2 separate regions of the Homo sapiens genome follow, and region 1 is linked to region 2. Evidence: chromatin contacts called from ENCODE Hi-C or POLR2A ChIA-PET data. All regions are on one chromosome and are shown on one strand. The core of a region is the stretch at or near the end of the contact, and the rest is flanking DNA. Distances in the headings are between cores, read along the strand shown.

Region 1 (4,997 bases), core at 298-2,797, 43 kb before region 2:
GCCCAGGCTGGAGTGCAATGGTGTGAGCTCGGCCTCGGCTCACTGCAACCTGTGCCTCCCAGGTTCAATAAACTCTCCTACCTCGGCCCGGTGGCTGGGATTACAGGTGCCCACCACCATGCCCGGCTAATCTTTGTATTTTTAATAGAGGCAAGGTTTCACCATGTTGGTCAAGCTGGTCTCCCACTCCAGAGCTCAAGTGATCCACCTGCCTCAGCCTCCCAACGTGCTGGGATTCTAGCCACGAGCCACAGCAGCCGGCCTCTAAGGTTTTACTTTTAACACATCTACATAATCACAGTACTGACTAAGAATCTAAACAAGGAAATTAACATTGACATGATACTATTGAGTAATCTACACACCTTATTCAAATTTCAACAGTTGTCCCACTAATGTCCTTTCTCTGGCCCAGGATCTAAACCAGAATGCGCTTGGTTCTTATGTCTCCTTTGTCTCTTCATTCTGGGGCAGTTCCTCAGTCTTGCTTTGTCTTTCATGACCTTGACAGTTTTGAAGAGTACTGGCCAGTTCATTTGTAGAATGTCCCTAAATTTCAGTGTGGTGTTTCTTCAGGATTAGACTGAGGTTGTGTATTTTGGGCAGGAACAACACAGAAGTGATCTTATGTCCTCAGTATACGTATCAGAGGTACATAATTTAAAGATGTCTCTTTCCTGGCAATGTTAACTTTGATCACTTGAAAAATGTGGTATCTAACAAGTTCTTCCACTGTGAAATTACTATTTACCTTTTGTAATTAGTAAGTATCTTGCTACTTTGAGACTACACAAATATCCTATTTCTCATCATGCTTTTGTCCACTAATTTTTGCATCCATTTATACTTTCCAACAGTAATTATTACTGTGGTTTTTTCCAAATGGTGATATTCTATTTCCATCATATATTAATTAGAATTCTTTCTACATGTATTAATTAGAATTCTATTATAAGAAAGAGCTGGGCCTGGCACAGTGTCTCTTGCCTGTAATCCCAGCAGTTTGGGAGGCCAAGGCAGGTAGATGGCTTGAGTCTCAGAGTTCGAGACTAGCCTGGGCAACATGGCGAAACCTCATCTCTGCAAAAAACACAAAAATTAGCCAGGTGTGGTGGCATGCATCTGTAGTCTTAGCTACTTGGGAGGCTGAGTTGAGAGGATTGTTTGAGCCCGGGAAGTGGAGGCTGCAGTGAGACAAGATTGTGCCGTGCACTCCAGCATGGGCAACAGAGGGAGACCCCATCTCAAAAAAAAAAAAAAAAAAAAAAATTTTTTTTTTTTAAAAGAGTTAGCCTTTCTTCTTAAGTATTTATATTAGTATGAACTCATGGGTATTTATTTTATCCTGTTACTCTCATTATTTATCTTGCTGTTCAAATTGTCTCATCCTCTTTTAAAATATTTCAACCCATCTGTTTCCTGTTAAGCTGCTTTTCCTAATGAGATGTGGCCCACGGCTAAGTCACTCCCTCAGTGTCACCCCCCAGCCATAGCACGTCAGACACTCCCTGGTATGCAGGGCAGGTGGTTGGGAGACCTCTGAGCCTTTGTGTGAGCAACTAGGTTTCCCGTTTCCCTGAAACTCACTGAGGCATCTTCCCAACAAGGGCTGGGCTTTTTCCTGGAATGGGCAGGTTGCAGTCGGAGGAGTCAGTCCTAATTCCACAGGCAAAGAGTTCCAGGAAGGGCTGAGCCTGGCCAGGTAGCCCCAGATCCCCCACCCCCACCCCTGCTCTCCATCAGGCATCCTCCCTCCAGCACCACCAAGCTCATGCTCTGATTGCCCCTTCTTGAGTCTGGCAGCTCTTGACAGCCTGGTTTTTGATGGGAGAGCCCTGGGTTGGCCCTGCCTCATCCTCTGTCTCACTGTTTCTTTTTCTTTTATTTCTCTGTCTTCCTTGGGCAAAATTCACCCCATTCTGGCTTAACTCATGAGAGAGTCAGTCCAGTCCTTCTCTAGGGCCTTAAAACTTTGAATTCCTAGGCTACAAACTTGCCCTCCAATTTAGAAGCCTGGTTAGAGCCCACATTTACTCACTTTTATTTGCTGTTATGCCAGAACCTCAGATCTTCCTAACATGCTCCATTGACGGCACAAAAGGAAGGAAATGATGCTCCTCTCACCTCTTCCACTTCCTCTTTCTGTGCTGTCCCCAGCCTGGCCCCCGCTGGCCACTCAGACTGTGTTATCTCCTCTTTTGTACATCTGCCCAAGGCACCCTTCAGCTAAGGGGTTATGTATAATCCTTTCCCCAACTGCCAGTCCCTTGCCTTGCTACAAATGCATTTGTTTGAAATCAATATATGTATTCATTTATCAAAATATCTTCACTTACATATTTACTACATGTTAGAATTACAGAGTGGTTCTCCAGACATCTGCTTTGTGGGTTAGGCCAGGCTGAAGTTATCACATCCATTTTGCAGACAGGGTTGCCAGGATTCAGAAACCCCGTCACTTGCCCAGAAACACAGTTGATAGCAGCCACATGGACTTTCTGACTCCTACTCCGGTGCTCTTTTGCTCATTGTCTTTGTGAATATTCTGTGTAATTATTTGCTCCTTTTTGCTCCCCAGCCCCTCCACCTCAGATCTGGTTAGTGATTCCAGGACAGAATTATTGCTTGCTCATCTGAACATCCCCCACTGCATAGCCCAGCCAGCACTGGACACACAGTAGACACTCAGTAAATGTTTGTTGGGAGAATGCAGGCTTTGATGTAGAAAGCCTTCCTAGAATTACTTGCTCTTACCTAACAGTGGTCTTACCGCTTCTTATACAAAGACTCCACCACCTGAGGCTTTCTGGGACTCAGTTTCCCTGTCTGTAAAGTGACTATAGAGCAAGCTTATCCAACCAACAGGCCGCATGCAGCCCAGGACAGCTTTGAATGCAGCCCAACACAAATTCTTAAAATTTCTCATAACATTATTAGTTCAGCCCAAAGCCAGGGACAAAAATAGCAGCAGCTGGATGCACCCTCGGGTTCCAGGCAAAGAAGATCACATACTGTAAGGCTAGGAAGTTGGTGTTTGCAGGTGACCCTGGAAGTGGGTAAGTGTCATGGACAGGATGAGCTGTCAGCTTTCTGGAGCCAGTTTCATTTCTTGGGAACTATTTTCTTTTAAATATTTTCAAGGTCTCTGGAAACTGAGAAAGCTGACAGCTAATCAACAGTTGAGAACTGGGGACCTTGCCTGACCACCCCTTCACTTTATCACCCCATCTGTCCATCCAGGAAGCCCTTCCTGAGGGCCTGTCCTGGGTTTCATTCCAGACAGGGCACTAGGGGCCGAACAATAATGCTGATGCTTACATGGCACTTGGGCTGGACAGGACACTGTTTCAAGTGCATTACATGTATTAATTTGTCTAATCCTCCCACGAACCCGATGTTATAATGAGGAAAATCAGGCACAGAGAGTTAGGTAACTTTTCCAAATTGCAGCACTGGGATTTGGACCAGACTACCTCCACCCCCACCCTCAGCCTCCACCCAGTTAGTTTACAGGATTTTCCCTTCTGAATCAGATATTTTCCCCTCTCCCCAGATACATTTTGTAGTTTTATGATGTTGTTTTTCTCTTTTCTTTTGTTTTCTTTTTTTCTTTTTTCTTTTTTTTTTTTTTTTTGAGACGGAGTCTTGCTCTGTCGCCCAGGCTGGAGTGCAGTGGCACGATCTCAGTTCACTGCAGCCTCCGCCTTCCAGGTTCAAGTGATTCTCGTGCCTCAGCCTCCCAAGTAGCTGGGATGACAGGCATGCGCCACCATGCCTGACCAATTTCTTTTTATGGTTAAGGGTGGGGCCAGGGTTTCCCTAGGGGTTAAGGCACTATTACGTTTTTTAAAATGTCAGTCGGAGGCTGAGGTGGGTGGATCACCTGAGGTCAGGAGTTCAAGACCAGCTTGGCTAACACAGTGAAACCCCGTCTCCACCAAAAATACAAAAAAATTAGCCAGATATGGTCCCATGCACCTGTAGTTCCAGCTGTTCAGGAGGCTGAGGCACAAGAATTGCCTGAGCCCAGGAGGTGGAGGTTACAGTGAGCCGAGATCATGCCACTGCACCAACCTAGGTGACAGAATGAGACTCTGTCTCAATCAATCAATCAATCAAGTGTTAATTGGTGTTTTCCCACCATTCACTTTTCTTCTGCTCAAACAGTGAGACTCAGGAAGGGTCTTTGAATTTTTTCTTGGTCTTTGAGTACAGGAGTTTGAGAAAATTAAGGTTCTCTTTCTATTCTATACCAAACTAAAAAAGCATTCCCCAGGCTGAGAAGGTAAGAGGCAGCAGGGAAGCAGGTCAGTCTAAACATTAGAGGGACACCGTGCCCTGTCTTATGGCCACGGTCCTGGTGTTTGCGGGACTTAGGGGGCACAGGGACATGGCACATGGGGAGTCCAAGGTGAACAGGGCCACAGGTAGCCCCATCCCATGCCCTAGCCTGAAGCAATCAAATGAAGTCTTCAATGGGCTGCCAGGCCTGAAGGTGCTAGTGGACTACCCTGAGTGTGGACACATAGGCTGATGTCCAACAGGGAGGCAGGATGCTGATGTCTAAGTGGAGGCCCGTGTGGACAGGTGCCACCAAGAACCAGGTGGCACCATGCTCCCCTGCACCTGGGCAGTAACCAGTTTCCTGGAACTGATGTAATTCTGGGCGAGTGGTGACCCTCACAGTGACTGCAATTAAGTTTCCATATCCTGTAGAATGGGGGTCTCAAAATAGAAAATAGCTTCTTCTAGAAAACTACAATCATATTTTCTCATCTACATGAGTGTGTGGCCAGAGGTGCTCACTGAAGGCACCTTTGGAATCCCCTGGCAGAGCTCCTGTAGCAGGCACCATTGGTGGCCCTCGTCTACCAGAGCTCCCACCTGCTGGGCACACACTGGCTGACTTCCAGCTGTGAGTACCCACACTGCTCTGTCTGTGGCCTTGCTCTGGCTAACAAAGCCTGTCTTGCCCCTGCCCACCAGTGCAGCATGCC
Region 2 (5,576 bases), core at 2,708-5,207:
CACACAGTTGTAGCCATAGAGTGCATATCTAACTTCCTTAAATTATCTATGTGGATCTGTCATCCTATAATTTGTCTAAATCCTTATTTTTTAATATTATGAATAGAGTCCAGCTTATATATAAAAATGTATTTCCTTTCTATGTCTTAAAAATTACTTGCTGTTGAGCGATACTATATTCCTAAAATATAGCGGAATCAAAATTCCTAGTTTACAGTCCTCTACCTCTATTACTTACTAGCTATTTGACCTTTATACCAATCAATCATCAGAGATGATTGAACCAGAGCAACTCCATCTTGAATAGGGGCTAGGTAAGATAAGGCTGAGACCTACTGGGCTACATTCCCAGACAGTTAGGCATTCTAAGTCACAGGATGAGATAGGAGGTTAGGCATTCTAAGTCATAGGATGACATGGGAGATTGGCACAAGGTACAGGTCATAAAGACCTTGCTGATAAAACAGGTTGCAGTAAAGAAGCCAGCTAAAACCCACCAAAACCAACATGGCGACGAGAGTGACCTCTGGTCATCCTCACTGCTACACTCCCACCAGCACCATGACATTTTACAAATGCCATGGCAACATCAGGAAGTTACCCTATATGGTCTAAAAAGGGGAGGCATGAATAATCCACCCTTTGTTTAGCATACAATCAAGAAATAACCATAAAAATAGGCAACCAGCAGCCCTTGGGGGTATTCTGCCTATAGAGTAGCCATTCTTTTATTCCTTTACTTTTCTAATAAGCTTGCCTTCACTGTACTCTATGGATTCGTCTAGAATTACTTCTTGCAGGAGATCCAAGAACCCTCTCTTGGGGTCTGGATTGGGAGCCCTAATAGTAATTGGTTTAAAAGGTGCTTATACTTACAGCTTCAAGGGCAAGGTCTGACTCTTTTTGCACAGTACACAGCAAGGAATTTTTAAAGCAATAGCTAACATTTTTCATGCCAAGCATGGGGCTAACATGCTACATATATTTCCTCTTTAACCATCATTCATGTTACCCCCCATTTTACAAGTGAAAAAAGTGACACTTTGAGAAATCAAATCCAAGGTCACGGCTAGTATGTTGCCAACTAGTTGCTCTCCGCTGATGGGGCAGTATATCTTATTCTCTGGAAATTAACAAGTTAGCTGATGTTAGTTTGAGGCATATACATTGCCTTCAGAAATGAATATGCTTTGGTCACTGCTGCCATTAGCCTTTGTGTTTACAGAATCAAGAGACTAATGACTTCCGGTTGACCTTCATATTGAAGGCAGTGGGGTTTATCCTATAGTTCCTGACTATCCCTACTTATCTTTTAAACCCTCCAGTTATTGCAGCATTTACATCTTTCTTCATTTACCATTATTGAATTTCTATTGAGCACACAGGCAGCATTCAAGGAGATACCAGGATCATCCAGACAAAATATGTGCCTTCAAGGAGCTGAAAGCTACCATATAATCAAAGTATGAAGTTCTCTCTTTTTTTTTTTTTTTTTTTTTTGACAGAATCTCTCTCTGTCACCCAGGCTGGAGTGCAGTGGTGCGATCTTGGCTCACTACAAGCTCCGATTCCCGGGTTCACGCCATTCTCCTGCCTCAGTCTCTCCAGTAGCTGGGACTACAGGTGCACGCCACCACACCCGGCTAATTTTTTGTATTTTTAGTAGAGACGGGGTTTCACTGTGTTAGCCAGTATGGTCTCGATCTCCTGACCTGGTGATCCGCCTGCCTCAGCCTCCCAAAGTGCTTGGATTACAGGCGTGAGCCACCGTGCCCAGCGAAGTATGAAGTTCTTAATCATCCATAGCATGAAATGTTTCTTACATGTATCTTAATTATGAGATGAACGATTTTCAAAATCCTGAGCCCATGACATTTAGTTCCTATCTGTATGACGAGCACTTGGTAGTCTGCCTTGTTTTGTGGTTATATCAAGAAACTCTAACTTAATCACAGATTTCTCCATGGTGCAGTTGTAGATGCTTTGCATCTGAGGACTAAGCTCTGATTTTTTTTATCATGCCCAAATTCCTATCTAAGGGGTCTGGGGAGTCATGCCCCACAAATAATAAGTTATCATCAAATGGGTTTTATTTAACTCTATATATCGTGACTTACTTTCCAACTTGACTCTGGCATAACATTATAAGACAAGGAAGAAAATAAAAATATTTTACCCCAAAACATATTTCTTTGCCATATCTTGAAATGGCCATACAAAGCTGTCCTTTGCGGGGAAAAATTCTCATCTGTAAAGAATCCCTATAACATAGCTAGATCTTTTTCTTCCAGGCCCCCCAATCCTAAAGAGATTAAAAGTCTAGCACCTTTCAAACATCTGAATAGGAAACATTTGTCATCTATTGTCTCTAAAGGCAGCCACTACAAGACTTCAAAAGAACCTTGGTCTCCACAATCTTTTATCTTAACTTGAACATTCCCTTTCTGTTGATCCCAGGTCTTCAGACAAACTCAACCAATTATCAACCAGAAAATGTTTAAATTTACCTATAGCCTGGAAGCCCCCTCCCCTCTCGCCTTTGAGTTGTCCCCCGTTTCTGGACCAAACCAATGTATTTCTTAAATGTATTTGATTGATGTCTCATGCCTCTCTAAAATGTATAAAACCAAGTGTGCCTGGACCACCTTGGGCACATGTTCTCAGGACCTCCTGAGGGCTGTGTCAGGGGCCACGGTCACTCACATTTGGTTCAGAATAAATCTCTTCAAATATCTTAGAGTTTGACTTTTTTCGTTGACCCACCAATTGGCCGGATTATTACTCATTATTTACTTGACAAACACATTAGGAGCCCTGTCCCCGGAAGCTCGCTGTCACGAGGGGCCTCTGACATCTCCTTCTTGAGAGAAAGGTCGCCTGGCCTGGGTGAGGTCGTAGTTCCCGCGACCCCGTGCTTGCAAGTACTGGCTGCCTCCTACTATAGTGTAAGCTCCAGGAAGGATCCCGCGGGGGACCTGACAGCTCACGGTCCTGGCCGACAACCGCCCTGGGAGCGGAATGGATGGAGCCCGCAGTCGTCCCGGCGCACTGGGCAAGCTCTGCTCCCACTGTGGCAGGCCAGATCTCCATTAGCAACCAGAGCAGCTCTCACCAACGCCTCACTGTCATTCTGATGCATGTATAAGTTAAACATTGGAGAAACTGGTGCCTTAGGAGAAAGGCTAGAATGTAAAGACAAGTCCATTAGGATCCCGCCTGAGCTTTTTCAACCCCTAGAGTTTAATTAAAATAATGGAGTTGTTCTTGCACACCTTGTACCAGGACCCACTTTAGATTATTTCCAAGGCTCTGAAGCAATTGTCTAGACACCTGACCCTATTACCGTTAAAGATTGGCTTGAGTGAAACACTTTGGCTTTCGACTTGTAAATGCACTGAATGTATTTAAGCACTAGAAAAACTTGTATTAATAATTTTGAGTTGGTCTGGTGAGTTACTCCGACCTTCTCCCTGTAACCTGTTGCAGAAATAAACTCCGTTCTTTCCCAGTCTGTCTGCATCTCGTTACTGAACGGCGAGAACAAGCAGTCGGACCCGGGTGGGTCGGGGAACACAACCTCACCCGCAGCCGAAACCCCTCACCCGCATCCCTTCCCGGCCCGTGAGGCGTCCGCAGGCGGCGGCGCTCGGGACACGGCGTTCGCGGTGCTCGCCTCCGCTGCCCGAGGGGAAAAGGGCAGGAGAAATCTGAGGAGTCCTTGGGCCAGGAGCCAAAGCCCCTCAAGTGCCCGGGCGCGAACCCCAGGCGCCGAGCTCTCACGTCTGTCTCCGCCAGTACGCTAGAGCCGGGGTAGTGGGCCAGCACTCACCGGCCCAGCCAATCCAGGACCCGCTCTGCACTGCCCCACCCGCCGCGCACACGCACGCGTCCTTTTGCGGCCGCTGGCCTCTGATTGGCTGGGACGGCTGTGGGTGGGGAGAAGCCGGGAGGACTGGGTGCGCCTGCAGGGATCGGAAGCCGGTTGGGGTGTGAGAGGTTTTCTCGCTCTAGGTAAGCGAAACAAGCCGGGGGACTGCGAGCCAGGGACTCGGGCCGCGGGGCGGGAAGAAGTGGGGCAGCGCTTGGCCAGGCCGAAAGGACTTTGGGGGTGGGGGCTGGGAGTCCGTGTCTCGAATGAGGGAGGAGAGGTGGAGTTGCCGGGGCTCAGGCCCGGCCTCGAGCATGGGCGGATGAGAGGAGTCGGGAGCCGAGGCCTAGGGTCCTTCGGGTGAGGGGAGACGGAGCCAGCGAGGAGATGGAGCAGAAGCTTGTGGAGTGAGTTGCCGAGCGGGGAAGACTCGCTGATGGGGTGGTAATGAGAGACGGGGGCCAGGAGGGTGTTGACTGGGCCCGACGGCGGGGAGCGAGGAGCGGGAGCTTCCCCGGAGCTTGGAACATTCTGAAGAGCGGGCTAAGCGGCAGGCGAGGCGGGATAGGAGAGCGAGCGCTCCGGTCACGGAGTCACGACAAGGTCACAGGAAGAGAGGCGGCGAGGAAGGTCGGGAGGTTGAGGGGAGGGCGTACTAGCAGAGGACCTTCCAGTCCTGGTCTTGCTTTTCTCCCCGACCTGGTGTTTCCTCCACCCTGGGAAAGTGATAAGGCCTAGGGTCCTGTGTAGTGCTTCTGTGACCGAATTAAATTTTTCTCCTGCCGAGTCGGCGGGTTAGAGATTACAAAGCACAGCGTAAGGGCAGAATTAGGAGCAGCCGACATGATGCAGCAGTGATATTCGCCTTTGTCTTAAATTCCCGGAGTGGGAAGCAGCTATTTCCCTCTTCGGAGTAATCCCCACGACAGGGATCCCTGCTTCCGGAAGTACAAAGGCACTTTGGAGTAAGACAGGTTTGGATGGAAAGTTCTAACAGGTTGAAGCGGTGACAACCTGGTCATGAAGCTCCAGCATGACACACATATTTGGAGTCCTGTATACTAGGAGTTCTCTTTGTGCACCAGAGTCACTTGAAGGGGCTTCTTAAAGATTCCTTGAGCTCTGCCCCAGACCACCTGAATCCGGATCTCCATGCTGGGGCCTTGGCAGCCATTTTAAACAAGCTGATGGGCGACTGATGCAAAATCAGTTTGAAGCCAGCGTTGCTTTAGATAGTAATTCCCGTGACAAAATGACTGTGAAGAAAGATCCTTCATTCAACCTGTTACGTCTCCTGATGCTGGACGGCTCATCTTCCCTTAATGCCTCTTTAGGTTCCCTGTGGAAAGGTCTTCAGTCGTGTCTTACTAAGCGTACAGAATTAATTTGTGCTCTCCAAACTGACTTTAAATATCTGGTTACTGGTGCCTTTTTTAGCGTCTATTCAACTTTCTGACAGAAATCTGGGACAACTACTGTGGGTGGATGAGAAAACGATAATGAAGGAAAGTCTGGCAGTGGTGTAGTGAAAAAAGTCTTTTCAAATCACAATTGAAATTGTTAGATGAGTTAAGTCACTGAAGAAGATTCCGTTTACCTTAGGCATGATTTTTTTATATATATCATTCAAAGAGAACAACGTGGGCTTCTGTTGAGTAATGGATTCTTAAATTTTCTAATCAGAATTCTTATCTGCCAATTTAATCTA

The links. Hi-C counts contacts between places; a loop is a spot of excess contacts on that map. ChIA-PET counts read pairs that join two places held with the same protein, here RNA polymerase II (POLR2A). Pooled maps may share reads with other maps.
Region 1: a map of B cell shows a loop between it and region 2 (2.9-fold over the local background). The contact joins the enhancer-like site here to the promoter of HIGD1A in region 2. A Hi-C loop is called at or near these places in 8 of 168 maps with a recorded cell type or tissue (B cell, CD4-positive, alpha-beta memory T cell, CD8-positive, alpha-beta T cell and 4 more), 7 of 37 single-sample maps with no recorded cell type and 16 of 50 pooled maps. POLR2A ChIA-PET finds 5 or more read pairs at or near these places in 14 of 52 experiments (A549, CD8-positive, alpha-beta memory T cell, Caco-2 and 9 more).

What each region holds. Positions count from the first base shown.
Region 1 is chr3:42,844,486-42,849,482 of GRCh38, reverse strand. All of the region lies in intron 2 of ACKR2 (atypical chemokine receptor 2), which reads right to left. All of the region lies in intron 1 of LOC124909373 (a long non-coding RNA gene), which reads left to right. Among named protein-coding and RNA genes, the nearest start is that of CYP8B1, 29 kb to the left of the region's middle. Within about 2 kb of position 1,547, at least 12 of the 41 ENCODE cell types and tissues checked have a DNase peak (open chromatin) inside an H3K27ac peak, as active enhancers do; they include B cell, where a contact is called at or near this core.
Region 2 is chr3:42,802,871-42,808,446 of GRCh38, reverse strand. HIGD1A (HIG1 hypoxia inducible domain family member 1A) reads left to right here and starts at 3,957. Exons shown (of 4, transcript NM_014056.4): 1 at 3,957-4,011. RefSeq lists an enhancer at 2,123-2,920 and a silencer at 3,782-4,001.